Linked DNA regions of Homo sapiens: region 1 is linked to region 2. The links are chromatin loops, found by intact Hi-C in ENCODE. Cell type or tissue: sigmoid colon. All regions are shown on one strand. Links, peaks and the distances in the headings refer to the core of each region. The heading gives the core; the rest is flanking DNA. Region 1 overlaps CSTPP1 (centriolar satellite-associated tubulin polyglutamylase complex regulator 1). Region 2 overlaps CSTPP1 (centriolar satellite-associated tubulin polyglutamylase complex regulator 1).

What was found. Hi-C counts contacts between places; a loop is a spot of excess contacts. Peaks named below come from ENCODE experiments on the same cell type or tissue, not always from the same donor. Only the 100,000 strongest peaks of a DNase experiment are listed, where the experiment ranks them.
Region 1: a loop joins it to region 2, with 1.9 times the contacts of the local background. A loop is called at or near these places in 7 of 110 quality-filtered maps.

The regions. Positions count from the first base shown.
Region 1 is chr11:46,940,731-46,955,921 of GRCh38, forward strand. All of the region lies in intron 1 of CSTPP1 (centriolar satellite-associated tubulin polyglutamylase complex regulator 1), which reads left to right. Among named protein-coding and RNA genes, the nearest start is that of CSTPP1, 12 kb to the left of the region's middle. In sigmoid colon, for the core only: no CTCF peak of the experiment used is centred there; no DNase peak of the experiment used is centred there; H3K27ac peaks cover 709 bases.
Region 2 is chr11:46,999,061-47,014,251 of GRCh38, forward strand. The region is part of intron 2 of CSTPP1 (centriolar satellite-associated tubulin polyglutamylase complex regulator 1); the gene reads left to right. It overlaps LOC124902670 (a long non-coding RNA gene), which reads left to right. Exons shown (of 2, transcript XR_007062665.1): 1 at 1-10,365; 2 at 11,807-12,039. Among named protein-coding and RNA genes, the nearest start is that of CSTPP1, 70 kb to the left of the region's middle. RefSeq lists a silencer at 5,740-5,819 and an enhancer at 9,040-9,540. In sigmoid colon, for the core only: no CTCF peak of the experiment used is centred there; a DNase peak (open chromatin) is centred at 5,801; H3K27ac peaks cover 166 bases.

The DNA.
Region 1 (15,191 bases), core at 3,612-11,611, 57 kb before region 2:
GGATATCACAGACAATTTTGTATCTAATGAATAACAGTATCAATGTCAAGCAATGCCTAGACTTTTTTCCAAAGATTTTATGTATTTTATTACCCAGTACTCAATGAATATATGAAATATTTGAAAAGGCTAGTTCATTGTTCAGTTCCTTGGGTGTTTGCTGTTTGAATTTTATGTCTCAAAGGCTTGGCAGATTTGGTGTATTGGTGCCTTGGTGAATAGAAGTTGGTGGTCTCTTCATAAATGGCGTTTTCAGGAAGGCCAATTCAGTGGCAGTGTTGAGAATGAATCTACAAACAGAATCAGAGTCTCAGGTTGGTTGAAAAAGCTTCAATGTTTGTGAAGCCCAACCAATCACCTAATAATTGAATCCTATACAAATGCTTCTTCATGCTTTGTTGCATATTTAAGTGTCTTAATTCCTTGTCCTAACCACTAACTAGACATTCATACTGCCCTCAGCATGGTCACACCCCTCACTGCCTTCTCCTGGTTCATCAAACCGTATCACTCTGCTGAAATGCGTTTGTCTTTAGTTGAGAACTATCCCTGCCTTTTACAATTTGTCTCTCTTAGAGGCATGCTGCTTTGACCTATTCACCCTCAATTTTTTTTTTCTTTTTTCTTGAGACGGAGTCTCGCTCTGTCACCCAGGCTGGAGTGCAATGATGTGATCTTGGCTCACTCCAACCTCCGCCTCCAGGGTTCAAGTGATTCTCGTGTCTCAGCCTCCCAAGTAGCTGGGATTACAGGCACCTGCCACCATGCCCAGCTAATTTTTGTATTTTTAGTAGAGACAGAGTTTCACCATGTTTGCCAGGCTGGTCTCGAACTCCTGACCTCAGGTGATCCACCCACCTTAGCCTCCCAAAGTGCTGGGATTACAGGTGTGAGCCACCACGCCTGGCCAACCTATTCACCCTCAATCTAATGACCGTTTAAAACCACTCCCTACAGAATAGATTAATAAAATATTTCCTGATTTAAATTTTTAAATACCTGTGATTTTTCCATTTGTTTTTATTTTTATACATTATAAAGTTACTTGTATGTGTAAGCCTAAAGAAGACTATACTTATAGAGAAAACAAAACTGCAGACTGGAAAGCCCTAGGCATTCAGTGAAACCCAAAAGCTAAAGTTGAGTTCCCCTTGGTTAGTGTATCTGGAGACCTCTCTTTAGGATTATGGTGTAAATTACAGGGATACCTATCCAAAGAATATCTAGAGATATCCCTTTCTCCCTGCTAGCTAGGGATTGTATTTACCTTTCTGACTATTAGTGAAGAAATCAATCTTTTATCATGTTGGGTAAACTGATCCTTTCCCCACTGACTTTGTAGATTAGGAACCTGTAATCATGGCCTTGCATGGCTTAAGATCTTAAGATCATCACTAAAGAATAGCTTAGTGATGTTCATGTCTGCAGTCATCAGAATGTAGTGATAAAAATTGTGTTAATGCCTAGGCCTGAAGAGAGAAAGGAGAGTCTGGTAAGGAGATGAAATAAGTATAGACCCTCTCTGTAGGACCCGCAAAAGGTTTCCAGCCTTATGAAACCTACTTAGTGGAAGCTTCTGCCAGAGGCTGAAGGTGTGTCTGTGTATCTGGTTGGGTGTGGCGAGCTCTCTAGAGCCAAAGGGCAGCCTGTTCTGGTCCCAGGTTTGCCAAACATACCACCTACGTGCTGACCTGAGTATAAGCATGAGGGCGTGAGGTTTATTTTTTACTCCACCTAATTTGGTGAGGTGCATGCTTTCACTCACGCTCCAAGTTGCCTCTTCTTTTCCATGGAACCTGCTTATTCTCACTACGGTTGATAGTGGGTTAGTATAATAGATAACTCTAGAAATCAAAGATGGCCTTTCTCCTTTGGGGACTAGACATTTAGAAGAATCACAATAAATTGGGTAGTTTTTTTTTTAAGCTATAGTTTTTGAACTCTTCCTATATGCCTGGCACTGTGGTTTATCTCATTTAATTTTCACAACTACCATATGAAGTGGGTACTCTTACTGGTCCCAATTAGTAGTTATTAATATCATCTTCTCATTTTATAAATAAGGAAGCTGAGGCTTAGAAAGGCTAATTGATTTGCACAAGGTCACACAGGCAATGATGCATAGTAAACAGGGGTTCATACCCAGGTTTGTCATATTCCACAGCTTGTGTTTTTTCCTCTTCACTAAAAAGATAAAAACAAACCAAAAAACCCCTATTGGTTCAAAGGGCAGTAATTCTTGCTTCCTTATTAAGGATGAGGCTCTTGCAAATAAATTTCTTGGGAACAAGAATTGTGTTTTACTCATCATTGTCAACCTTCTATCATTGTCTACCTTCTATCACTGTATACCTTCTATCATTGTATACTCTCCTACACTTAATTCATACGTATATGTGAAATGGAATATGAATAATCTGACCTTAGGGTACCCTAAACATGAGTAGCTAACAAAAGCAACCGAGACTTATTAAGAACTTACTCTGTACCAGGTACCATTTTAAATGCTTTACATATATTGATGTATATGAAGATAGTTTCAGTTGTTATCTCCATTCGGCAGATGAGGAAACTACACACAAAGATACCAAATAACAAGTTGTAAGTGGTGGATCCAGAATTCTAACCCAGCAGTCTAATTGAAGTCCACATGGTTAAACTCTATGCTATAAATACTTTGAGCAACTCCCAAAGTGGGGCTCCAACTATTGTGTAGACCTATACGTGGATCCTGGAGTAAGGTCAAGTGATTCCAGTGTCTTCATTTAACATTTCTGCCATGAGGAGGCATCCGAGGAATGAGGATGGATCAGGGAATGGTAAAATTTCCAATTTCTTCTTGCCACTGGACTCATCTCTCAGAGGCAGGCAGTGAGGAAGATAACTTCTACCATTTGGGAGAATTTTATTGACAATCATCTTTGTACTTTGGGTAGCTGTATGACCTAGAAGAAATCACTTAACCTCTCTGTGCCTTAGTTTCCACATCTCCAAAATGTGGGTGGTAATAGTACAGTCATGGTGGCTTACGCCTATATTCCCAGCACTGTGGGAGGCCAAGGAGGGAGGATTGCTTGAGCCCAGGAGTTTGAGACCAATGGGACATAGTGAGACTTCGTCTCTACTAAAAATAAAAAAAAAATAGCTGGGTGCAACAGCATGCATCTGTAGTCCCAGTTACTCAGGAGGCGGAGGTGGGAGGATGGCTTGAGCCCAGGAGGTCAAGGCTGCAGTGAGCTGTTTTCACACCACTGCACTCCAGCCTGGGTGACAAAGTGAGACCCTTTCTCAAAAAATTTAAAAAAGGCCAGGCATGGTGGCTCATGCCTATAATCCCAGCATTTTGGGAGGCCGAGGCGGGTGGATCACCTGAGGTCAGGAGTTCGAGACCAGCCTGGCCAAAATGGTGAAACCCCATCTCTACTAAAAATGCAAAAATTAGCAGAGCGTGGGGGTGTGTTCCTATAGTCCCAGCTACTCAGGAGGTTGAGACACGAGAATTGCTTGAACCCGGGAGGAGGAGGCTGCAGTGAGCTGAAATCTCACCACTGCACTCCAGCCTGGGTGACAGAGTGAGACTGCTTCTCAAAAAAAAAAAAAAAAAAATTGTGCTTGCCTCATACATGTAAGCATTTATCCTGTTAGAGCACCTGTGTAGGTGCTCAATAAATATTAGCTGCTAGTGTTATTACCATATTTTTGTGCAAATACGTAAACATCTGGTGGCAACCAGGAATGTGTGCCTCTCAGATCTCCTACACTGGGGAGGGGAGGGTAATTGACTCCTGACCCCAGCTCTGAATCTAACACCTTGTTCACACTGAGGTCACACTTTCCACAGACTGCTCCTAGTCAATGACTGGGCAGGACAGACCCACTTCCATGAGATGTTTTACTCCTCTAGTGGGTGACTTTGGCTTAAAGACTCTCACTGCACACTGCTAAGTCCCTCATTCTCCCTTCTCCCTCCTAAAGGAGGGATAATAATTAGGGTCCCTCCTAAAGGAGGGATAATAAATTAGGGTCACACCTGCATTTGATCTCTTAGCTCTCCCAGACTCCTCCGGCTTCCTTCCCATTTTCTATCATGGGCGTTTCCCCCAGTACATCTCTCGCATGTCTGATCCTGTTTTGGTGTCTGTTTCTCACAGTATCTGAGCTAAGACAACATCTAACAGTTACTGATATAGTCTCTTCCAGCCATGAGGTTAATACAACTTCTTTAGGACTTGGCAAAGGTTCTGACATAGGACCCCTTCTATGTGGAAGATAAGTGTTACTAATCTTAATTTTTTTTGTATTTGCTGATACCACAGCATATGATAGTTACTTGTCTGACTTCCAGACACATTCTATTTTTTGATTTTGAATGAATCCTGATAAACTTATTTTTATTTGAATATAACTAGTGAGCCTTCCAAACCCAATTCTATTCTAGGAAATATTGCTGTTTACAGTAAGTTAGCAGAAATTCTCTTAGGGCCTTAAAGTGTTTGGTTGCTGCAGAAAGGAAATGAAATAAAATAGGTGTTAAACTGACTTCCTAAATCTTTGGAAACTAGGTTTATAATACATAAAACTGGTCACTTTGAAATGATTATGGGCCAGGTGCGGTGGCTCATGCCTGTAATCCCAGCATTTTGGAAGGCTGAGGCGGGCAGATCACTTGAGGTCAGGAGTTCGAGACCAGCTTGGCCAACATGGTGAAACCCTGTCTCTACTAAAAATATGAAAAATAGCTGGGCATGGTGGTGCGCACCTGGAGTCCCAGCTACTTGGGAGGCTGAGGCATGAGAATCGCTTGAACCCGGGAGGCAGAGGTTGCAGTCCACTGAGATCACGCCAGTGCACTCCAGCCTGGGCGACAGAGCAAGACTCTGTCTCAAAATAATAATAATAAATAAATAAAATAATTATGAACATGTTCACAAAGTCACCTCTTTCTTTCCTTTTCCTCCCCCTACCCTTCTCCTTCCTTTTCTTCCTCCCTGAATACCTTCTCTATATAAAGCCAGGCATGAATATATGAATATAAAGCATCCCTCCCCACAGGAAACTTACACAGTAGATGGGAGATGGGACATATTCATAAATGACCATAACATAAAAAGACAGTATAATAAGTAAAGAGTATGTGACCTATATGGTTCTAGAGCCAGCAGCTATCTTGGCCTTTTCTCAGTTTGGTCAGCAGCTTCTCAGTCATGGAAGGGACAGCAGTTCCCTTGGTAGCCTAGTTCTGGAATGGGCCTTTTGGGAGTTGTTCCTGGAAGGTCGATCTAGATTTTTTTCCTTTTCCAAAGATTCTGTAACCTATTTAATACATGTAATAAATAAATATCTTTTTGTTGGGGGGAAAAAAGAGCCAGTAAGTTCTAAGCCATGTTGTTCCCAACCCTTGCCTACCTCCATTTCTCCAAAGTAAATTGCAGAGTGATGTCAGTGTTATTCTGGGGTTTTAAGATAGCTTTAAAATTTTTGACTTTGTTTATCATTTATATATTCAAGTAATGTTAAAATCTTTATTCCAAATGCTATTCAGAAGTTGGGGATCACTTTTATTTGCACAAATGCAATATGTGCTAAATGAATAATTCTAGGAGGCCGAGTAGATAAATTGAAGTTTTAAAAATAATAGTAGAGCAGGCCGGGAGCAGTGGCTCAACGCCTGTAATCCCAGCACTTTGGGAGGCCAAGGCGGGTGGATCACGAGGTCAGGAGATCGAGACCATCCTGGCTAACACGGTGAAACCCTGTCTCTACTAAAAATACAAAAAATTAGCCGGGCGTGGTGGCAGGCGCCTGTAGTCCCAGCTACTCGCGAGGCTGAGGCAGGAGAATGGTGTGAACCCGGGAGGCGGAGCTTGCAGTGAGCCGAGATTGCACCACGGCACTCCAGCCTGGGCGACAGAGCGAGACTCCATCTCAAAAATAAGTAAATAAATAAAAATAATAGTAGAGCAGAAGAGACATGATCCATTATCCTATTTCTGGTTCATCATCCTATTTATGTCCTTCATAGCACTTATCAGAGTTATCTTGTGTACCTACTTGTATACTTGGTTATTGTCTGTTTCTTATTAGAATGTGAGCCATGAGGGCAGGCCTTTTCTCTCTAAAATCTAGCACAATGCTTGGCCCAAATGAAGTGCTCAGTTGTTGAATGAATGGTCTACTTTAAGTAACAGAATAAATTTTAAAATAAATGGGAGAAAGGAATCCAGTTCAACAAATAGTTACTGAATTCCTAACATGTGAGAGAAACTATGTTTTTCCCCCCTTCCATGAATGAAAAAGGATGATTAAATCTGCTCTGGATCTTTTCGGTTTTAACTCTGATTTATACCTAAAGTTAATTTCTTGGTTGATACCATAGTTTCTGTGTTTGGGTTACATAACATTAAAATTTAATCCATTTTGTAAAACCAATATTTTAAAAAGGAAGGAGATTTTCTACAATTTTGGAGCATCTCAATGAGATCCTGTCCTTTAGTTGGACAGAGTGATATGCTTTGATTAAGACTGGAATTACCCTTGTAAACTAATCTCTGGGTCCTCTTTCTGTGTTGGGATCACCCTTACACTACTTCCCTAGGGGCCTTAGGAAATAGCTCATTCTATGATTGGAATTTCAAGTCAAAACACATTTATCTGAGCAGAATTTTAATGATTTATCAAAGAGAGGAGGGATTTTCCCAAACACAACTGAACTTACAAATTACTGATCCCACTAGCTATGTTTTTTCTTAAGCACCTTTCTTTAAACAAAGCAATTACTGCTGAAATCATCAAATGTATTTTTTTCATGGAAAGCTTTTGACTAAGTTTTGTTTGATTAGCAGGAACCTACTAAAAGTAAATATTGTTTGAGACAGCACTTTCAGAGCCTGTTCTTTTTCTTCATTCAATTAGCTTTTAAAGCACTATTCTTTGGAGAAAGTAAGAGCCTTTTTTCCAGCTGTCCTATTGTGTAACTCAAGGTCTCGTTAATACTATTATCTAGCCCCGAGATTACAGGTAATTGTGATAAAACACAAGCTTCAGTTTCTGTAATCTCAGACAGAAATCTGCTTGTGCCCCAGGACTTCAGATCAGGTGTTTTTTAAATTCAGACTTCTCTCACCTGGGACAGTCCCATTGGCCCAAAGTAAACAGAGGCATCTGGCGGGGATAGAGCTGCATTAGGGCCCATTGCCACTTTTTTTTTTTCCCTTTAAATTAATGTGGCAGAACTCCTCCTGTGGCCAACTTACAAAGACCTGTTCTAAATGGGAAAATTCTGTATTTTAAAATAGGCATGCTTGAAACAATAACACTTTTGAATGTAAGATATATGAAAGGCCACACGTCTTCGGCTTTGCTTGTCAAATGGAGAGGCTGCCAGAACCGGTCGGCTCCATGGTTCTCATGCCCCAAAGTCCTGCAAATTGACACGTAAGTAGGCAACACACAAAGAAGTTCAGCCCATGAGAAAGTGAGTTTGGGCGCTTGGGCTGGCCTCCTTTCTCTCTGTGTGGAGTTCTTTCCAACTTTGCCTCTTCTGTCCCATCTTAGTTTTTCAGAAAGGAGAGATTAAATGTGTCTGGTATATCAGCATGTTAACTGCTTGGGCAACATGAGGCTAGCACTCAGGACACTGTTCAGCCTGTCATATGGAAGGAATTGCCTTTCAGAGGAGATTATAATTGTGTATATAGCCACACAAATGCACATTCTGCCTGGAGGAAATTGCACAGAAGAGGATGCCTTATGCTGCCACTCAGGTCTCTTTGTGGAAGGCTGCGTAAGAAGTGCTTACATGGCATAGTCACCTCTTTTGGACTTAATGAGTCATCTTTTTGTGTGATGGCTACATAAAAAAAAAGGAAAGAAGAAATGTACTCTTCCCCAAGTGAGCTGCTTTTATTGGCCCTGCTGCTTTGTCTAAGAGTTTTATACACTCCTCATGACATCATTTACAATGCTGGTGCACAGACAGTAAACAAAAAATAATTTAGCCCTTGGGCACCTAGACGAAACTTAAGTAGTCCAATTTAGAGAAATGATAACAATAAACTTCATAAACAGTGAACACATGAGCTTAAACAGCAAGCATGACTCCAGTCCTTTTTGGAATGCGATGCATTGAAAGATGGCTATAGAGAAAACTAGAAGCTCCACACGTCAGTTATGTGCAGTTAAGCCTTGAGTCCATGGTCTAGTGTTAATCTCAAGAGTACATTCTAGTTAGTGGATAAAATACAGGCTACCATGTGAGTAAGTCATTAAGCTCCTTGAGCCACAGCATTTCACCTATAAAAGTGGGAAAGGTAATATTGCCACCTACCTCACAGGAATGAAAGATGATTGAGAAGATAAACTTGTGGAGTTCCTTATAGGGAAGGTATTTTGTAAATAGAAAACACTGTTATTATTCTCCTTGATCAAATTTCCCCAACAAATGGAGTTGATAAAAGCTACCTCACAGAGGGTTGAGAGGCTGAATTAATTAATATACGTCTAGTATCTTAAGAGTAAACTATTTAATGAAACCTAAAATTGATTGTCTTTCTTGATAGTCTATGAACTACCAGACCTGCTGTTTAGAAACATGATTGTCTTCTAAAGTCTCACATATGCAGTCTTTGCCTTCTCTTCAAGGGTTGGCACGATAAAGAATAGTGAATGTACAGGCAAAAGATAGGCTAAATCTTCAGGGAGAACAGCCTTGCCTTTTTTCTTTTCAAGGGTATATTTACAAATAGCCTTTGGAGTCTTGCTAATCTTTGTTACCATGCCTGAACATAGGGACTGTTTTGACCTTTGTTCTTCCAATAAATATTTATTTTTGATATCATATTTCTAAATGAGAAACAAACTTAGAAGGAAAAGAAGTGGTTGAATTTGTCTCACATTATAAATTTTTTCTTATCTTTCCTAGGATGGTAAGAGAAAATAACTTTTTTTTTTTTTTTTGAGACAGAGTTTCGCTCCATCACCCAGGCTGGAGTGCAATGGCACAATCTCAGCTCACTGCAACCTCTGCCTCCTGGGTTCATGCAATCAATTCTCATGCCTCAGCCTCCCGAGTAGCTGGAATTATAGGTGCATGCCACCATGCCTGGCTAATTTTTGTATTTTTAGTAGAGATGGGGGTTTCGCCATGTTGGCCAGGCTGGTCTCAAACTCCTGATCTCAAGTGATCCTCCCGCCTCGGCCTCCCCAAATGCTGGGATTACAAGCATGAGCCACCGTGCCCGGCCTGAAAATAACTATTATTGAAGGACCAGACATCAGGCTCTCCAACTGGAAAGTTCTCAAACTTAGCCAAGTGATTAAAAACAGCTTTGGCTGTTCAGAATTTAATCTTTTGTTTTCAATTACAGTTAGTAGTATTTGGGTAACTTCATTTCCCAGATTTCATTTGCTGTTAGGTGACACAAAAAGGGGAAAGACTTTTTCTTTTCTTTTTTTTTTTTTTTGAGATGGAGTCTCGCTCTGTCGCCCAGGCTGGAGTGCAGTGGCGTGATCTTGGCTCACTGCAAGCTCCGCCTCCCAGGTTCACGCCATTCTCCTGCCTCAGCCTCCCGAGTAGCTAGGACTACAGGCGCCCGCCACCTCGCCCAGCTAATTTTTTGTATTTTTAGTAGAGACGGAGTTTCACCGTGTTAGCCAGGATGGTCTCGATCTCCTGACCTTGTGATCCGCCTGCCTCGGCCTCCCAAAGTGCTGGGATTACAGGCATGAGCCACCGCGCCCGGCCTAAAGACTTTCTTTTAAATTCTAATCCCTTAGGCAGGGATCATGTCTCATATATATATTTTTTAATACAGAGATAATATTTCAACTTTTAAGTAGTACAGCTGCCTAAATACTGTCTTAAGTAGAAACTGTTTTCTTTTTTCCTTTTTTCTTTTTTTGAGGTGGAGTCTCACTTTGTTGCCCAGGCTGGAGTGCAATGGCCCGATCTCGGCTCACTGCAACCTCCACCTCCCGGGTTCAAGCAATTCTCCTGCCTCAGCCTCCCGAGTAGCTGGGATTATAGGCGCCTGCTATCACGCCTGGCTAATTTTTGTATTTTTAGTAGAGACAGGGTTTCACCATATTGGCCAGGCTGGTCTGTTGGTCAGGGTGGTCTTGAACTCCTGACCTCATGAGCCACCCGCCTCAGCCTCCCAAAATGCTGGGATTACAGCCATGAGCCACCAGGCCTGGCCTGGAAACTGTTTTCAAATAGGTGTTCTTCATATGCCATCTAGAGTAATTCTCATATGCAGGAGGACTGAAGGAGACAGCAGTCTCGTTCAGTCCTCACAGCAGGTAGACACCAGCTGATCCCACTTTTCTTTGAGGAAACTGGGATTTAAGTTATATAACTTGTCCAAGGTCACTGAGCTAGTATGTCTGGAGCTGAAGTTTGAATGAAGTTTATCTGACTCTAAAGCCAGTAGTATTGTTAGCCACTTTCTTTCAGGTTTTGTAATTTCTAAGAGCCTTCTTTCCCATTCAGTTCAATAAAAATTTAAGTGTCAGAACTTAAATTCAGTAGAAAATTCTACAGAATATATGATATATTCCTTAGACTCTTTTTTTTTTTTTTTTTTTGAGACAAGGTCTCACTCTGTCATCCAGGCTGAAGTGCAGTGGCATGATCATGGCTCAGTGTAGCCTCGACCTCCTGAGCTCAGGTGATCCTCCCACCTCAGCCTCCCAGGTAGCTGGGACTATAGGAGTGTGCTACCATGCCTAGCTAATTTTTAAATTCTTTGTTTGTTATGTTGCCCAGGCTGGTCTCGAACTCCTGGGCTCAGGTGATCCACCCGCCTTGGCCTCCCACAGTGCTGAGATTACAGACGTGAGCCACCATACCCTGCCAGATTGTTTTAATATATAGAAGATAATTTAACATTTTCTTGGTGAGGTAGTGTCATTATTTTAGACCTAATTTATTATATTGTGCTATAAATGTGTTATAACAGTTACCCATGAAGATGGATGTTATTTTTTTTATGCATGAGAAGAAATGGTGGCTCAAATAACTTAAGTAAATTTTCCATTTATATAGATAGCAGTTAGTGAAGCTGTTATTTGATTCTAATTCTTCTAATTTGAAATTAAGTGGTTTAGGTGCCACTCAGTGTTAAATTCTAATTTATAGCTATTAATTAATAAGAAGACATCTCCCTGCTCCCACACCAGTACTTACCATTCCCTTCTCTCCAGACTAATGTTTCCTACTGAGTCAGTAAGCTGTTGAGGTCTACTGAGGTTTGTTTGGCGCTTCAGGTGGTTTGGTGCTCCTAATCTCTCAGGGTATTAGGGTGAGGGCTGAGCTGGTGTTATAAAAACAAAACAAAACAAAAAACCTCCACCACTTAACTCCCCCTCCCTCCCAGTGCAATGGCTCATACAAGAAGCACTTTCTTTCTTTCTTACTTAATCCAAATCCAGGATGTGAAAGGCAGGGTCTGCTTTAGGAAGTCATCATTGGATTTCAGCTAGCAGAGCAGTCATTCTGTCTGAAACACATGGTTTCCAAAGCTGCCTCAATTGTAGCCATTTTCAGCCAGTAAAAGGGGAAACAGTGAATCCAGGGCAAGGACCTTTTAGGCAAGTGAAGCCGAAGATGCAAACATCACTTGTGCTCACATTTCATAGGTGAGAACTTAATAAGGTCCCTGCTAACTGCCAACGAGGCAGGGAATTTTAGTCTAATGGACAGTCGTGTGCAAGAAGAATGGCAGTGTATTTTTGGTGGTACACAAACAAAAATCTGTCATACCTAGTATATGCGGTGGAGACATCTACCCTACTCAAGGCAAGTTGTATTGTTGGTAGCTGCTTGCCCTTATTCACAGGTGAAGCATAGATGTGCTGGTCAGTATTTGGTTTTTGTCCTCTACCTCTTGAAGTACAAAGTTATTTTATCCTTGGTCCCTGTCTCTGAGTTCAGTTGCTCCCTTTTTACAATGGTTATTATTTTCTTTCTTAACTTTATGTTGCCTGTCATTTCTCTGTGTCACTTCCTGTCCTTTGTAAACATTTCCAATAATCAGAATAGTTCCTCTCTATACTCTAGTGAGTCGTTCACCTTAGTGAGAACATGTAATTTTAGAATTTTTAGTTCTTTATAATTGGTTTGTTGCTGGGCGTTGGAGGTAACTTTGCTGCTAAATAATTTTATTTTTCTATTGAGAGTTAGAGACCCATTGTAGAAACCAAAATCTTGTTTCCAGAGAGCTAGTTTTACAATAAAGAAAGATATTTATCTTCCTAGACTGGAGAGTGATTTGTAAGAGATTTAGGAGGAGAGTGAGAAAAAGGCAGTGCCACAGACACTGGGGACGTGGGGGTGGAGAGTTTCAAGATGGAGGAAGTGTTCAATGATACCAGATGCCTCAGAGAGGTCAAAGAAGATACGGGCTGCAAGGCAGGTTGTTAGTGGCATTAAGGGAGGTTTTCATGGAGTAGTGTGGCAAGATGCCTGATTTTGCTGGATTGAAGAGTAAATCGGAGGGTGAAGGCGTTGAGAATAGGCTAGATTCGTTTCAAGAAGTTTGACCAATTAGGGAAAGGAGGAGAGGGGGTGATAGCAAGAGGAGGAAGAGAGAGTTTATTGTTTTTAGTTTTTAGATGGGAGAAACTTGAGTATGTTTTTAGGCTGAAGGGAAAGGAACCATTGTACAGGGAGAGAGGGAAGATCCAAGGGAAGGAAAGGATGATGAATACTTGATGGAACATTTTTAGAAGTACGAGGAAATTTAGGATCAAAGGCAGAGGTGCAAGGCTATTTTGAAGTTGGGAGTCAGGACCATATTTATCCAGAAGGCACTGTTTGTGTGGTGCCTAACCAACAAACTGTTATGGGATCTTTGAAAATATTTGAGACCTAAAAAAAAATTTATCAACCCTAAAGTATGGATATATGTTTTATTATATATGTATAAAACAATATAATGTCAACTTTCATTATTACATGTAATATTGACAGACATTTTGCCATATTTGAAAGCAATTCATAAGTAAGAATTTTCTCAATTAGGAAGAATTCCCAAGTGAGAAATCAGGTCTTAAGGTGATCTTAAAACCGCTTCACATGGCGTAATTAAATTTGAACAACAGAGGTGGGAAGTAAGGGTGATGAAGGACATGGTTAAACTTAGAAATGGAGCTAGAAATTGGTGTTCTTTACCTGATGACCTCTTCTTTGTCTGAAGTAAGAATCAAGATTATCTTCTTAGAGTTAGGGAAGCAGAAGTAAAAGGCTTGAGGAGAGCAAAGAAAGTTTGTATTAGCTACTGGGGGAAAGAAGAAAGATAGCTCGACTAGGGCCAAGTACAAGTATTCTGAGCTACATTAAAGCATGTGAAGTAAGGCTGCATAAATCATTTTAAAAAAAGAAGTAACTAAGAATGCTAACAGGAGCAAAGTTGACTATGGGAATTGGTAAAAGAAAAAATACAAAAGCATTACAAAATAATAATTAGAAGAAACAGTTGAAAAACTCTTTTAGGAAAACATGATGTCACAAATAATGCATAAGAAGAGGGAGGATTCGGCTGGATGCAGTAGCTTATGCCTATAATCCTAGCACGTTGGGAGGCTGAGGCTGGTGGATCACTTGAGGTCAGGAGTTCGAGACCAGCCTGGCCAATGTGGTGAAACCCCATTTCTACTAAAAATACAAAATTTGGTTGGGTATGGTGGCAGGTGCCTATAATTCCGGCTACCCTGGAGGCTGAGGCAGGAGAATCGCTTGAACCCTGGAGGCAGAGGTGGCAGTGAGCCGAGATCGTACCACTGCACTTCAGCCTGGGCGACACAGTGAGACTCTGTTTTGAAAAAATAAATAAATAAATAAAAAATAAAATAAAAAAGAAGAGGGAGAATCCAGAGAGCGCAAAATTCCACTTCTTCCATTGAAGAAAGTTCAAAGAATTGCTGGATTTAAAGTTTTTGATGTTTATGTTTCTTAACTACAGAATTTTAAAAATCAAATGGGTCTATAAGAGTTATAACAAAAAAAAGCAGTACCCTACACCATAACCTTCTCACCCCGAAGTCTCACTCCTCAGAGGAGGCCATTTTCTTTCTTTTTTTTTTTTTTGAGTACCAGTAAGTCTTTATTTATTCATTGTATTTTCCCAGGGAAAGGAGAAGGGAAGGGAAGAGTCAGCATGTGTTAAAAAATGATGAGAAAATGGGAAAGGAAGTACCCAGTACAGCAAAATCAACCGTCAAATAAACACACCCCAGTGATGGGGTCACCAAAGCCCAAAGGGGCTCAGTCTCCTGCAGTTCAGGAATGAGGGAAAAGGATCAGGAAAAAAACAGACAGGTACAGGCTTTCCTACCCTCCCTCCCCATAAATTCAAGATTTTACACAAAGCTTTGGTTTCTAGCAGTAAACATGGAGTTACATTCATTCATCTCCTATTAAACAATCTTGTGGCCACTTTGACATAAGTTTCTACCACCTGCATAAAAGTTCCTGAGTGACTTGGATATACATTCATATTCCCTTTCTTGGCCTCCTGACCCCACTTTCTACATGGAAGGCCCCCAATTGCATCTCTTTACTTTAGGATTAGAAATTAAAAGTAAGTAGGTTTGATCCATCCAAAATACAGTAGTGTGGTTTTTTTTTTGTTGTTTTTTTGTTTTTTTTTTTTCGAGACAGGGTCTTGCTCTGTAACCAGGCTGGAGTGCAGTGGTGCGATCTCAGCTCACTGCAACCTCCGCCTTCCAGGTTAAAGCGATTCCCCCGCCTCAGCCTCCTGAATAGCCGGGACCACAGGTATGCGCCACCACACCTGGCTAATTTTTTTGTATTTCAGCAGAGACGGGGTTTCACCGTGTTGGCCAGGATGGTTTTGAACTCCTGACCTTGTGATTCGCCCGCCTCAGCCTTCCAAAGTGCTGGGACTACAGGTGTGAGCCACTGCGCCCAGGCTACAGCAGTGTCTTAAGTGTTTGGCATGAATACATGAAGAAATGGTCGGCCTAGCGTGGTGGCTCATGCCTGCAATCCTAGTACCCTGGGAAGCCAAGGTGGGCAGATCACCTGAGGTCAGGAGTTCCAGACCAGCCTGGACAACACGGTGAAACCCCGTCTCTACTAAAAATAAAAAAATTAGCTGGGCGCGGCGGGTGCCTGAAATCCCAGCTACTCAGGAGGCTGAGGCAGGAGAATCGCCCGAACCCAAGAGGCA
Region 2 (15,191 bases), core at 2,601-10,600:
ATTAATAAGAGAAACATAGTGAAGTGGAAAGAGCACTACCCTAGAAGGAAAAAGAGCTGCTTATTCTTCTAAGTCCTCACTCTATAACCCTGGGCAAATTTCTGAAATATGGGCTTCAGTTGCCTCATCTATGAAGTGGGTTTAATAAAGCCTTACATGATAATAATAATAATATAATAATTATATATTATAATATGCAGTTTTTACTAAACTAATACCATGTCTCAGCTACTACAATTCTTTGAGATGGGTACTATTATTATTGTTATCTCTGTTTTATAGAGGAGGAAGTGGATGCTCAGAAAGATTAAAATAGCTTCTTCAAGTTCACAAGCTGTTAAGTGACAGACTCAGGAATCAAGCCTCATCTGCAGTATTATAGAGTCCACTGTTCTCTACTGCCTCCAAGCCACTTTACTGCTTAATGTTGCTAGAGGGCTAACCAGATCATATTTGGAGGTTTCTTCTAGCTATAATTTCTACTATTTTTGAATTCTCCCTTATGAACTATACTTTGCAAGCTTATCACACAGCCTTAGCTGGTGACCTCAGTTTACTGCCATTTAAATGTTTAATATGGCCTTTTGGGGGATGCAACTAGAGCTGACTATAAAGAGCAGGAAGCATGATTTTCAAAAATATGTTAACGGTATCCTTCCATCTTACAGTTTCGAGTTCACATCTTGAGACTTTCATATATTTAGCCGTGGGTGATTTACCTTTAAACAGTGATAAAAGTACTCCTTGAAATTGTATTTGGAAGGCTTCTCTTCTGATTTTCTTCTCTGGGTCTGCTTGCCCTCTCACCTATGCTGTCTGTCACTCCTTGGTTGTTGGTGTTTTCAAACAAGTCCATGACTGTTCCAGCAAATCTGGATAAACTGTAAAACACAAGTGGCTGAACAGTACTTTGTGTATGTCTGCAAGACCATGAGCTCTGTAGATCATATTCCTCTGGACACTCTTGAAAGACGGATACTAAATCCCAGAGGATTTTCTTTTATGTTGTATGTAACCTCTACCTCTGAATGTTGTCCTTCAACCAGTGGAAGGTAAAAGAAATTAATATTTAGAGGTGCTACTCTAAGAATAGGCCAAATGTCAGCACTGGGTCAGGACCTCTGAAGAAATACATCCAAGAAAATGGGCGAGAGTAGCTCTAACTTAGAAACCACAGCAGAGTGTGACCAGATTCTTGTGGTAAAGATAAAATGAGAAATGTGGCTTTTTGAGACATTGGAAAATAATGATGAGAGAAAAACAGGATGAAATCTGAGAATTTGTATCAGAATTGGGAACCATTCTTCACAGGCTAAATTGATAGTTCCAACACTATGGCATCAGGGAGCTTGACTTCCACATACTAATATAGAAAAGAATAATATTCTGTGGTCTTGGTTGGTGGGCCCAGGAGAGCTCGCTTTTATGATCAAGTGTCTTGTTTTCGTTTTTTAAAGGATGATTTTAGTTTTTTGGTGAAGTTTTTATGATGACTGTTTTGGTTGCAAGGGAAAGAAGTACACAGACTACCTTTGGTTTATTTTAAGGATACGTGAGAATATGCAGCATTCATTTGTGAATTATTCATTCACAAATTACTTTTGGGCACCTACTCTGTGCCTGTGTGTACTATGCAATGGGAATAGAGCAGTGAGCAAGACAAATAAGGTACCTATCTTTATGAACCTAGTGTTTTAATGAGGGTAATAATCAATAAACAAGCAAACTGATGGGGATGAGAATAGCTAATAGTTAATAAGCACTGTGTGCTAGGCACTGTTCTAAGCATATAATATCCATTATTTTATTTAATCTTCACAGTTCTATATAAACAGGGTATTAGTATTATCCTCATTTTACTCATAAGGAAATTCAGGCTATAAAAGTAACATTCTCATGGTTACATAGCTGGTAACTGTAACAAGACAAATAACAAGAAAACAGCCAGAGTAAGGTAATATATAGTATGGACAGGGAAGTCCTCTTGGAAGAGATGACGATTGAGAGCTCATCCCATCAGAGAGCCAATAACTTAGCTCAGAGGGTGATGCACCTTTTCTTTGTCCACCTTGATTATCTAAGTAAGCTTCCTGTGTCCAAAAATGATCATTTGATTGATTTTATTTGTTGCTACTGAGAATGGAGTACCCTTACTAGGCAGTGTTCTTAGGACCCCCTCATGGGTAACTGGCCTCCCTCATGCTCTGCTCCTATTTAACCAGTGAAAGTAAATAAAATAATTCATCATCAAAAGTATTTGTGTTCTACACTACATAGTATAAATATGGAGATGGAAATCTTTGTCAGTTTTTAGAAAAGGAGCATTAATAATTTCATTTTGATACATGTTAATCATCAGAATTAATTTTGATTCAAATAAATCCATAAAATATGAACTTCATTAATTCATCCTTGGAGAAAAAAAGAGATTCCAATAGTGCATACCCGTTTTTTTTTTCTTTTTTCTTTTCTTTTACTTTAAGTTCTGGGATACATGTGTAGAACGTGCAGGTTTGTTACATAGGTAATAGTGCATATTCCTAAATAACTTAAAACGTAACTCTAATGAAAACAATCCATGATTATAAAATATGTATCATTTCTTGTTATTTTTTTTTTCAGACAGGTGCTTTAAGCCCTATGAAAAGATGACCCACTTCTTTCCTACATAATCTATAACAATCAGGGCATAAACATTCATTCTAAAGGTGACAGATTTTTTAAGGATCATTCACCATCTAGAGTTTAAATAATGTTGTTTGGGGTTCTTCTTGTGTCCATGGTAACAGAGGAGCAGGTGTGAGGCAACAAGAAGCACATCAGAACAAACCAAGACTTCGCTGATTTCCAGCTTGTAGCTCTGAATGAGAGATGGACTTGAGACTTCTTTGGGCCATTTCTGCTCATGTTTTCTCTACTTATTTACGTTAAATTGAGCCAAAATGTGGTGTGGTAAAGTAATGGTGACTAATCCTATTATAGACTTCTTCAAAAGGGGTAATGCTTCCCCCTTTACCCACCCCCTCCCCTGACTTTTTTCCATAGTTCAGTTCTTAGCTGTTAAACATTGTAACAGAAAATTACCCGTTTCTCATTGTCAGCATCTGGTTTCCCACAGACTCAGATAATTGTCAGGAAGAGATTTGCCTTCAGTTAAAGCAACCCTATCCCCACTGTTACTAGGCCAGGCACCTCTGTTAGACCATCATAGAACCAAATCTATAGAGGATTCTTTCTGGCTCTTTTCTGTATTACTAGAGGTATGCTATAGCAAAAAGACTACAGGGAGCCATGGTGGTGAGTTAAGAGTCAAAATCTGTTTTGAAACTTAAAAATCCAGGGTCATTGAGGATGCAAGAAGTTGCCTGTTTTTGTAGAATCCATCTCACTTCTTCAGTCCCTTTGTATTATGGTTACAGGAAACTATCCAGCAGCACTTGACCTGGTAATGGAGGAAGCTATTTCACAGCCCACTGGTCCCTTGACTCGTTTAGAAGTCAGAGTCAAAGGTTACAGAAGTAATAATTGGGCCCAGATTCTCCCTGTCAGGAAAGACCTTGTTCCCCCCACCCCACCCCCTGCCTTCTACAAGTTAAGAGAAACTTATCTGTTATAAAACCATTCAATAAGAGGAAATGAAGAAACACCATCCTTGGCTGAAGTGTTCTCAAGCCCCAATGATACTATTTCTGTTTTCATGGGAGCTGCTTTTGCAGCTAGCTAGTATAAAATTTAGGTCTGATTTTTTACATTAAAATATCTCCCCTTAGATAAATAACTTGATTTATTTCAATCTATAAATAATATGAAGGATCTTTATTTGGTCCAAGCCCTGATATTCCTTCACACCACCACTCTGATAATTCCCTGAATACTTGTCTGGCAATCAAGTACACTCACACGAGTCTTAATTAACAAGTGTTATGCCATTAGCAATGTAAAGTCAGTCATCAAAAGTTAAGAAACTAGGCCAGATTATAGGCTCACACCTATAATCCCAGCACTTTGGGAAGCCAAGGTGGGAAAATCACTTGAGGCCAGGAGTTTGAGGCCATCCTGGGCAACACAATGAGACCCCTGTCTCTACAAGAAGAATAAGAAGTTTAAAAAGCTTTACTTCACCAGCAACAGAACAATTTAAAATTTTCAGTGCTTTTAATTTCTTCCATAATTTGCTCAGAACTCTAGCAGATCAATCTGTGGTGCCATTGGCACAGGCTTGGCACTGGAGTAGGAAAGAATGACACAATTTGGCACCTTTAACCAGAAGATCTTTAATGAGCTGGCGTGGGGGTGGAGGGGACAGAGAGGAAGGAAGGACAGTTAGGATTTTGGCAGTAACACAAAGGTTCTTCTTCCCTGAGAAAAGTGAAATGAAAGTCAAATGAAGCTTCACTCTGCTTTTAGAATTTGCTAAGATGTTTGTCTGTCTCTCAGCTCCCGGCCCCCTTGCAGGTGCATCATTATAGTCAGTGACTTCTCCAAAAAACAAATTGTCTCTCAGGATCCTTCAGGAGGGGTCATATCTAACCAATTTCTTGTCTGAGGACATAATTGTGATTCCCTTCTTCAACTATCAGATGCAATGCTACCAGCACTGCAGAAACTGTCTTATCAGAAAGTGGCACAAATGTGTACATTTCTTCTAGGTCACAGTTCTAGTATTGCTGAGTTCTGGGGCTGCAACAATAGATAATACTACAATGAGAGATGTTTGGGAAAAGCATTGTTTCCTGGGTGGCCGTAGAAGCAGACTTGAAATCATCCCTTTGTCATTAAATAATATCAACAACAAATGTCTTTGTTGATGTCATTGTATTGTAATTTTCTAGGTCTAGATTATTGCTAGGGATGATAATACCTATCTTCTAGGGTTGTTATGCAAATCACATGAAATTACACATGCAAGATGTCTGGCTATATATAATTCATCTTCATTGTGTGTTGTTCTCCTTAAGCTCCACTTTTCTGGGATTTTTGTATCTCTGTGGATCTGGATAGTCTTCCTTTTCTCTCTCTTTAAATGGCATCAGAGTTGAAGATCTTGAGGACTTTTTAGTCTCTCTTTTGTTTTTTGTTGTTGTTGTTGTTACTGGTTTGTTTTTGTTTTTGTTTTTTTGTTTTTGTTTTTTTTTTTTGAGATAGTGTCTCACTCTGTCACCCAGGCTGGAGTTGTAGCACAAACATGGCTCATTGCAGCCTTAACCTGGGCTCAAGCAATCCTCCTGCCTCAGCTTCCCATGTAGCCATGACCACAGGTGCGTGCCACCATACCCAGCTAACTTTTTTTTTTCTTTTTTATAGAGACGGGTCTCATTTTATTGCTCAAACTGGTCTTGAACTCCTGGGCTCATGTTATGCTCCTGCCTCAGCCTCCCAAAATGCTAGAATTACAGGTGTGCGCCACTGTACCTGGCCTCTCTTACTTTCTATAACACTTCTTTCTTGCCCTGTATTTTGTGTACGTTTTTGGAGACTAAAACATTCAATGATTGCCTGCATGACTCTTAACCACTTCACTCATCATTTAGTTCATTCACAGAATAGCCTAAGAAAGCTTTTCTATCTTTGTTTTCTTTGCATATGCCATTTTCTCACTTCCTGTCTTTACCCCCTTTCCTCTAGATACAGAATTTTAAAACTCAAGGTGTAGTGGGAGACTTGAGTCAGTCAACTCTATCCAACTTGTGTTGTTCCCACTCTTAGCTCTAGCAGTACAGTGATGGGCTCAGGGTAATGAAAAGCAGACTTTCTCTGCTGAGGTCATTGCTCCTCATGCTGGCAGCCTGCTCCAGGAAGCTGTTTATCTATGCTTGCAGAGCCAAGCTCCAGCCTCTGAACAGTTGGAATGTATTGAGAAACCACAGAGCCCAAAGAGAGAACATTACACAGGCAGTTCCAGGCAGGGAGAGTATATTTACACCAGACAAACTGCAGCTTACATGTGTGGGGATAATTGTTCATCTGCACACTCTCATACTTTACCTTCTATGCAATCTATATACCCTCTCAAGAAGGTTTAACCAGGAGAACTTGTACTGCTATGTCCAAATTACCCTGAACATCCCCTAAAATGTCATAAGGAAAAAGAGATACTACAGAAAATTGATGTAAAAACTTTTTAAGATAGTGGTTTTTTTGTTTTTCTGAGTCAAATTTTATGTTTAGAATCTTAGACCATGTAAGCCTGATCACTAAAGCATTCAAAAACACTGTTTCTTGCATGGAAATGTTTTTCTTCATCCCTTTACAAAAATATTAAGTATTGTTATAGAGCTTCAAATGTGCTCTATATTAATAGGAATATAAGATATGGTCACTTCCCTGTAAGATGTAATCTGGTTAAAGAGGTAAAACTCATTGAATAACGAACAATTACAGAGCAATACAAGACCTTATATAATGGCATTAAGTTATATGGCCCAGTACACTGAGAATTGAGAGTAAGGAAAAATAATGGCTATTAGTTAAGTAAAATTAGTTGAGTCTTATAGAGGAGTTTGTCTTAATTTTGGAAAGGAAGGTAGAGTTTGGATAAACAAAACAGAAAGGAGACATATTTTGCAACATGAAAGCACCATAACATAGTGGTTAAGAACATGGACTTTGGAATCAGATAGGTCTATGTTAGAGGGCCTGCCACTTTCTGGTATGAGATCTTGGGCAGATTGCTTACCTCATCTATAAAATAGGGAGACTCATATATAAAATATAAAATTCCATGTTACATAATTGTTGGAATGATTAAATGAGTTAATGAAAGTAAAGTGCTTGGCATTTCACTTAAGATACAATAAGTGTTGAATTAATTAGTAGCTACTGCTACTACTGTTGTTCACTCATTCATTCAATATATATTTATTGAGTGCCTACGTCTTAGCGTTCTAGATACTAGGGATATAGCAGTGAAAAAAACAGACCAGAAATTTCAACTCTTATGGAGCTTCCATTCTGAAATTGTTTTCATTTTACCTTTTTAGAATGTGTGTGAATAATTTTGGACTTACATAAAGTTTAAAAAAATCTATATATGGAGTTCCCACATCCATTTCATACAGCTTCTACTAATGTTAACATTTCCTGTATCCATAATATAACTGCCAAAATCAAGAACTTAACATTAATTCAAAACTATTAACTAATCTATACGTCTTATTTACATTTTCACCTCATTTTTGAAGGGCAGTTTTTTTCCTGAGATAAATTCTAGGTTGGCAGCTGTTTTACCATTCCATTATCTTTTGGTTTCTACTGACTTTGTTGAGAAGTTGCTCTCAGTTTTATTCTTGCTTCTTTGAAAATAATCTTTTTTTAAATCTCTGGATGGTTTTTGGATATTTCTACTTGGTCTTTGGTTTTTGATAGTTTTAGTGTAATGTGTCTAGTTTTGCTTTTCTTTATATTTAAACTATTCGGTGTTCTTAGTGCTTCTTGAACCTATAGCTTGATATCATTTATCAGTCCTGGAAAACTCTCAATAATTAGCTCTTCAAATTTACTTCTGTTCTACTCTCTCTCTGTCTCTGTCTCTTTTTTTTTTTTGAGGCAGGATCTCTGTCTGTCACCCAGGTTGGAGTGCAGTGGTGCAGTCATGGCTCACTGCAGCCTCTACCTCCTGGGCTCAGGCAATCCTCTTGCCTCACTCAGCCTCCCAAGTGGCTGGGACCACAGTTGCACGCCACCACACTCAGCTAATTTTTTTTTTTTTTTTTTTAGAGATAGGGTCTTGCCATCTTGCCCAGACTGGTCTCAAACTCCTGGGCTCAAGTGATCCTCCTGCCTCGCCCTCCCAAAGTGCTGGGATTACAGACATGAGCCAACACGACTGGCCTCTACCCTCTCTTTACTCCTATTGGGATTCTAATTACACAAACATTAGACCTTTTCATAGTATTCTCTGTCTCTTATGCTCTTTTTTGCATTTTCTATCATTTTGTGTGGTTTTTTTTTTTTTTTTTTTTTTGAGACAGAGTCTCACTCTGTCACCCAGGCTGGAGTGCAGTAGCACTATCTTGGCTCACTGCAACCCAGGTTTGCCTCCCAGGTTCAACCCACTCTGCCTTCCTGGTTCAAGTGATTCTTCTGCCTCAGCCTCCTGAGTAGCTGGGATTACAGGCGCCCACCACCGTGGCTGGCTAATTTGTGTTTTTAGTAGAGATGGGGTTTCACCATGTTGGGCAGGCTGGTCTCAAACTCCTGACCTCAAATGATCTGCCTGCCTCGGCCTCCCAAAGTGCTGGAATTACAGTCATGAGCCACCATGCCCAGCCCATCATTTTGTAGTTTATGCTTTATTCTGGATATTTTCTTCTGATCTATTTTCCAGGTCATTAATTCTCTCTTCATTTCTGTGTAATTTACTATTAAACCCATCTACTGAGTTCTTAATTCTAATTATTGTATTTTTTTAGTTCAAGTATTTTTATTCAGTTTTTGTTTGTTTCCTTGCTAAATCTTGTCTTTCATTTGCTTGAACATAGTAAATAAAGCATGGTTATTACAAAGTCCATAATTTATTGTCTGGATACCCTGTGGGTCTGTTTCTGTTTTCTGTCCTATCCATTTTTTTTTTACTCCATTATCTTATCTTGTGTTATACTTTTTTTTTTCTCTAGTTGAGTTATGTAAATTGTGTATGAGTTATGTAAATTGAAAAACTATACAGATAATGTGAGGCCCAGAATGATGTTATCTTTCTTCGGAGGGGATTTATATTTGCTTTTGGCAGATGGCCTGGGCACTAGCAATCCTGGATTACCTCAATCCCATGAGGGTTTGAAAGGATTTGAATATAGATTTACATCTCAGGGAGGGCTGATTTTCAGTATAGCTCTGAGGAGTGCCAAAAGAGCTTTAGGGTTTACCAGAGTCCCAGCCCCCAACGTGGGTGGGTCCTGAACTCTATTTTTTTTTTCTTTTCTTTTTGAGACTGAGTCTCACTCTGTCGCCCAGGCTGGAGTGCAGTGGAATGATCTTGGCTCACTGCAACCTCTGCCTCCCGGGTTCAAGTGATTCTCCTGCCTCAGCCTCCCAAGTAGCTGGGATTACAGGCCTGCGCCACCATGCCAGGCTAATTTTTTGTTTTTAGTAGAGACGGGGTTTCACCGTGCTGGCCAGGCTGGTCTCGAACTCCTGACCTGGTGATCTGCCCGCCTTGGCCTCTCAAAGTGCTGGGATTACAGGTGTGAGCCACCGCGCCCAGCCAACTCTGATTTTTTATCTGCAAGCCCTAACAGTCATTTGAAAACTCAGGAACTTAACATTAATTCAAAATTATTAACTGCTTAGTGTATCAGTTGAATCTTCCAGAACTGGCAGAGGCCCCTAGAGCTACCAGTGATATAATAATACCTTATTTCTGAAGTGGTGATAAGTATAAATGATATTGTGAGATATCTGGTATGACAGTAATGTTATATGAAAATATCTGAGGTTTCTTTTTTTTTATTTTAAAGTTTTTTGTAAAGATTTGGTCTTGCTATATTGCCCAGGCTACTCTCAAACTCCAGTCCTCAAGTCATCCTCCTGCCTCAGCCTCCTAAAGTGCTGGGATTACAGGTGTGAACCACTGTGCCTAGCCAATATCTGAGATTTCTATTATTGAAAGAGTCACAGGTACTGTTAATTCTGCTATGCTTATATTCATAATAGAAGGAAATGCCAAATTCCAGTTAGAGGTTAGTAAAAATAAACATAAAAATTTCCCTGGCTCATGCCTCCCAGCACTTTGGGAGGCTGAGCAAGCAGATCACAAGGTCAGGAGATCGAGACCATCCTGGCTAACACGGTGAAACCCCGTCTCTACTAAAAATACAAAAAAATTAGCTGGGCGTAGTGGCAGGCTCCTGTAGTCCCAGCTTCTCAGGAGGCTGAGGCAGGAGAATGCCAGGAACCCAGGAGGTGGAACTTGCAGTGAGCCAAGATCACACCACTGCACTCCAGCCTGGGCAACAGAGCAAGACTCCATCTAAAAAAAAAAAAAAAAATTTCCCTATCCAAGTGTGTGGATCTCTTGAATTTAATCCATGGACCCTTCTGTTTAGAAACCCTACACATTGGGAAAAGTGGCACTAAATGCTCAGCTCACCTTTCTCGGTTTTATTCTCTCATAACTTGGCCTTGTCATTCTTCATTTGCCTTGGTGGCTCTCTGATGACTTCAGACAATTGTCTTTAATAATTTATCCATTTTTTTCTCAGCCAGAAGAGTTAGTCTGAATTACCTACTCTACTTTTATTGGAGGAAGAACTCTTTTAAAACTTGCATTCTGATGGAACATATTAATAATTAGTTGAAGTAGAAAATATCATACACTGCAAGGGATCATAAAGGAATCTAATTTGACTCATGGAGGACTAGTACAAGGTAAAAAGCAACAAACAGAAAATATATAATGAGGATAGGGCCAGTTTGTGGAAGGCTCAATTATATTGAAATAAGTAGAAAGGTAAAATGGCTGAGTGTGGTGGCTCATGCCTGTAATCCCAGCACTTTGGGAGGCCAAGGCGGGAGCATCAGCTGGGGTCAGGAGCTCGAGACCAGTCCGGCCAACATGGTGAAACCCCATTTCTACTAAAAATAGAAAAATTAACTGGGTGTGGTGGCAGGCGCCTGTAATCCCAGCCACTTGGGAGGCTGAGGCAGAAGAATTGCTTGAACCTGGGAGGCAGAGGTTGCAGGGAGGTTGCAGTGACCCAAGATCGCACTACTGCACTCTAGCATGGGCAACAGAGTGACAGAGTAAGACTCTGTCTCAAAAAGAAAAAAAAAAGGAAGAGGAAGAAAGGCAAAGACAGTACCTCATAAATGCTGAGAAACTCATTGTTTGGTCTTCTTTCAATTTTTAAAATTCAGTAACTATTTATTAAATAGTTATCATATGCCAATCACTGTGTGTCAGATATGGTCCTCAAGAAATTCACTGTCATGTAAAAATTAGATAGTGACACAAATACAATTAAAATAGAGCATTAGAAGTTCTGGACTAGTGAGTAAACTTTGACAGGAAAAGTGATTATTTATACGGTCAGGAAAGAATTCACAGAATAGTGACATTAATTTAGTTTTAAAGAATGTGTAGATAATTATCAGACAGAGAAGAGAGAATGGAACTCCGGGAAGCGAAGACTACTTGGGAAAGGAGTGGAAATAAAAAGTAGATCCCAAGTTTAGTGTGCCTTGGCAAAAAGAGGAAAGTGGATGGGAATGGAGATCATGTTGAGAAATGAAATTCCTCAAAAGAGTGGGACCAGCTTTTCTTCAAAGAGTCTCACTTTATACAAATTCCGTAGCAGTAAATGTTCTTGGCCGAAGCAACGGAATCTGTCTCTGGCTATCTTAAGCAAAGAGACTGGAGTGGAAAGATGTGTCAGTTGCAGTAGCTGCTTATGGATCAGACTGTTGTGGTGAGACCTTTGCCTAGTTTCCTGATGCTCAGCCTCCAAAGCTCCTTTGATTCCTGTCTGTTTTTCAAGTCTGATGGTTCAGCCACCTGTGGATTTTGTGAGCCACTAATAATACCCTTCCAGCAGAGCCCTTTTTTGCTTAAGATAGTGAGACTTGGTTTCTGTTGCTTGCAACCAAGAACCCTATTACTGTTATTAATTTTTTTGGTACATTCTTGAGTCATTTAGGAATGTATTAGTTACCAGATGAAACTGAATTCTCATAAATGTTATTTGGTAGTGACTTTTACTTTGTAGGGAAAAAGAGGTATGATTGGACTGTTATTCTTATTTACAGGTAATATTTAGATTTTGTTTGATGTTAACACTGTCCCTGGTAAATTTTTTTTTCTTCTCTCAAGCTTCAGTGTGATTCCCCAGGAAAATCTTGGAAATTGCCAATAGAGAAGATGTATTACTAAGTATCAGAAGTTTTCTTGGAAGGACATCTAATAAGTTTCCCAAGATGTGATTCTGCCTGTTCAGTAGTTGCTTGAGTGCTGATGAAATTCCCCCCAAACACTTCCTAATATATTATTGAAATATTTGAGATAAAGGAAAGCTGAACATATTAAAACTAATTTTTAAGTGGTGAGAGAAGTGGAATTGAAGTCTATTTGAGGAATTTGAAACATTTATCACCCACGGTTTTTCCAAAAATATACATTTGTGTCAGTCTGTCAAACTTTTTATCAAAAAAAACTGTGAATTATCCATTTAAAATACATTTTTATTACATTTTCTTCTGTATCTGAGAAATATGCCAGATGGTAGAAATTTCCTAGAAGTCTCTGACACTTACAGATTGAAAGATGAATGACGAGAAGACAAGAATTTGGGTATCCAGATTAATAGATAGAACTTTACAACTATTGACTTCTTATTTGCTCTTGTTGAGTTTTGAAAAGGAATTAGGCAAGGTAGATGAAAATAGAGATTCTTCTCCCTTCAGTACCCATGTGATTTAACACAGCCATAGAAGGCTCCAAGTTTTGGGGTGTGGGCACAATTTCAAAGATATATTTCTATTAAGCTTCTTGAGAGTGATATGAAGAAGAAACGAAGTATAGAGTCTCTCAGATGCAAAAATCACTTAGAGGTAGGCCATGTATCCATCCTTATCACACTTCACTTTTTCCAAGAACTACGACTGGCTTGTCTTTTATGGCTTTTTAAGAATCTAACTTCATTGTGTAATCAGCTTATTTCCTCTCCATTATTAATGCCCTAATTGGCAGGTTTTCTGACCCATTTTCTTTTCTGTGATGCTCTTCTAGATGTCTAAACTTTTCATATCACAACATGGATTTAGGTAGTTTTTCAGTAATAAAAGTTGGTGTGAATATGCAGTAGTATGTGGATTAATTAACATACATTTAACAAATGTTTATTGAAGGCCTACTGCACCCTAGACATGTAATAAATAAATAAACAAATAAATTAGTAAGGTAGCTTCAGATAGTGATAAATTCTATTAAGAAAATCAGGAGCCGGACATGATGGCTCGTGCCTATAATCTCAGCGACTTGGGAGGCTGAAGCGGGAGGATTGATTGAGGCCAGGAGTTCAAGACCAACCTGGGCAACTTAGCAGTACCTCGTTTAAAAAAAAAAAAAAAATTAGCCAGGCTTAGTGGCACACACCTATAGTCCCAGCTACTCAGGGGGCTGAGGCAAGAGGATTGCTTCAGCCCAGTGAACTGTGATCATCCCACTGCACTCCAACCTGGGCAACAGAGTGAGACTGTGTCTCCAAAAAAAGGAAATAAAGGAGGGCTTTGGGATACTGAATGACTGGGAGATGGAAATCTACTTTCAATAGTGTAGTCAGAGAAGGCCTCACTGAGGCTTTCTATTGCCATTGCTATTTTAGATACTTGCTTAAAGAAAGAGAGGTGGTCTTTTAAAAAGTATATTCTTGATTAAGATAATGGAGAGAGAAGAGGAAGAAAAAAGGGATATTACAACCTGTAGCTGTATAGGGGAAAGGAAGAGAAAAAAGATAGGGGATAGGGGATAGCAAAGCAAACTTTATTTGCTTTGTAGATAGCTGTATAGGGGAAAGGAAGAGAAAAAAGAAAAAGAGAAGCTTGAACTTTATTATTTGCTTTGTAAATAATTTGTGACCATTGACTTCCATTTCAAGGATATAATAATGATAGGAATTGGCTGGCAGGTACGACTGGATTCACGATGGGAGCCCTTTCTTTAAATTATGCCACTAGGTCTTCTCTGAGGTGCCTTCTATATAAATCAGGATTCATAATCTCCCTGATTTTACAGGAGCCAGGAACTGAGTCTTCTTTTCTTTCTATCTCTCATAGGAATAAAAGGGGGAAATGAACATTTTTTTATACTACCGAGGTCAGGTATCCTTGGGTCTAATGTTAAACTTAAAACAGAAATTTCTGAGAGAGCCCTTTTATCCTTTGTTATTTAGAAAATACTTGACCCTCCTGTGCCCTTGCTGTATTGGTGCGAGACAGAATGGTTATATATATATTTTATTATATAAATAATAACTATATATAATAATATGTTATTATATAAATAATAACATATATATTTTATTATATAAATAACATATAATCATATATTATTATATAAATAACATATATAATCATATAGCATATATAACCATATGTAGTTATATATAAATGGTTATTATATATAACATATATAACCATATGTAGTTATATATAAATGGTTATATATATATATTTATTTATTTATTGTTGTTGTTTTGTTTTGTTTTAAGTTCCAGGGTACATGTACAGGATATGCAGGTTTGTTACATAGATAAACATGTGTGCCATGGTGATTTGCTGCATCTCTCAACCCATCACCTAGGTATTAAGCCCAGCATGCAATAGCTATTTTTCCTAATATTCTCCCTCCTGCACCCCTCCTAACAGACCCCAGTGTATGTTGTTCCCATCCCCATGTCCATGTTTTCTCACTGTTCATCTCCCACTTGTAAGTGAGAACATGCAGTGTTTGGTTTTCTGTTTCTGTGTTAGTTTGCTGAGGATAATGGCTTCCAGCTCCATCCATGTCCCTGCAAAGGACATGACCTCATTCCTTTTTATGGCTGCATAGTATTCTATGGTGTATATGTACCACATTTTCTTTATGCAGTCTATCATTGATGGGCATTTGGGTTGATTCTATGTCTTTGCTATTGTGAATGAACATATGCATGCATGTATCTTTACAATAGAATAATTTATATTCCTTTGGGTGTATACCCGGTAATGGGATTGCTGAGTCAAATGGTATTTCTGGTTCTAGGTCTTTGAGGAATCATCACACTATCTTCCACAATGGTTGAACTAATTTACATTCCCACCAACAGTGTAAAAGTGTTCATATTTCTTCACAGCCTTGCCAGCATCTGTTGTTTTTTGACTTTGTAATAATAGCCAGGTGCAGTAGCTCACACCCATAATCCTAACACTTTGGGAGGCCAAGGTGGGTGGATTGTTTGAGCCCAGGAGTTTGAGACCAGCCTGGGCAACATGACAAAACCCCATCTCTACAAAAAAATACAACAAAATTAGCCATGCATGGCAGTGCACACCTGTAGTCCCAGCTACTTGGTATGGCTTGAGCCCAGAAGGTCAAGGCTGCAATTAGCCATGAGTATGCCATTGTACTCCAGCCTGAGTGACACAGTGAGACCCCCATGAAAAGAAAGAGAGAAAGAGAAAAAGAAAGGAAAAAGAAAGAAGGAAGGAAGGAAGAAAGG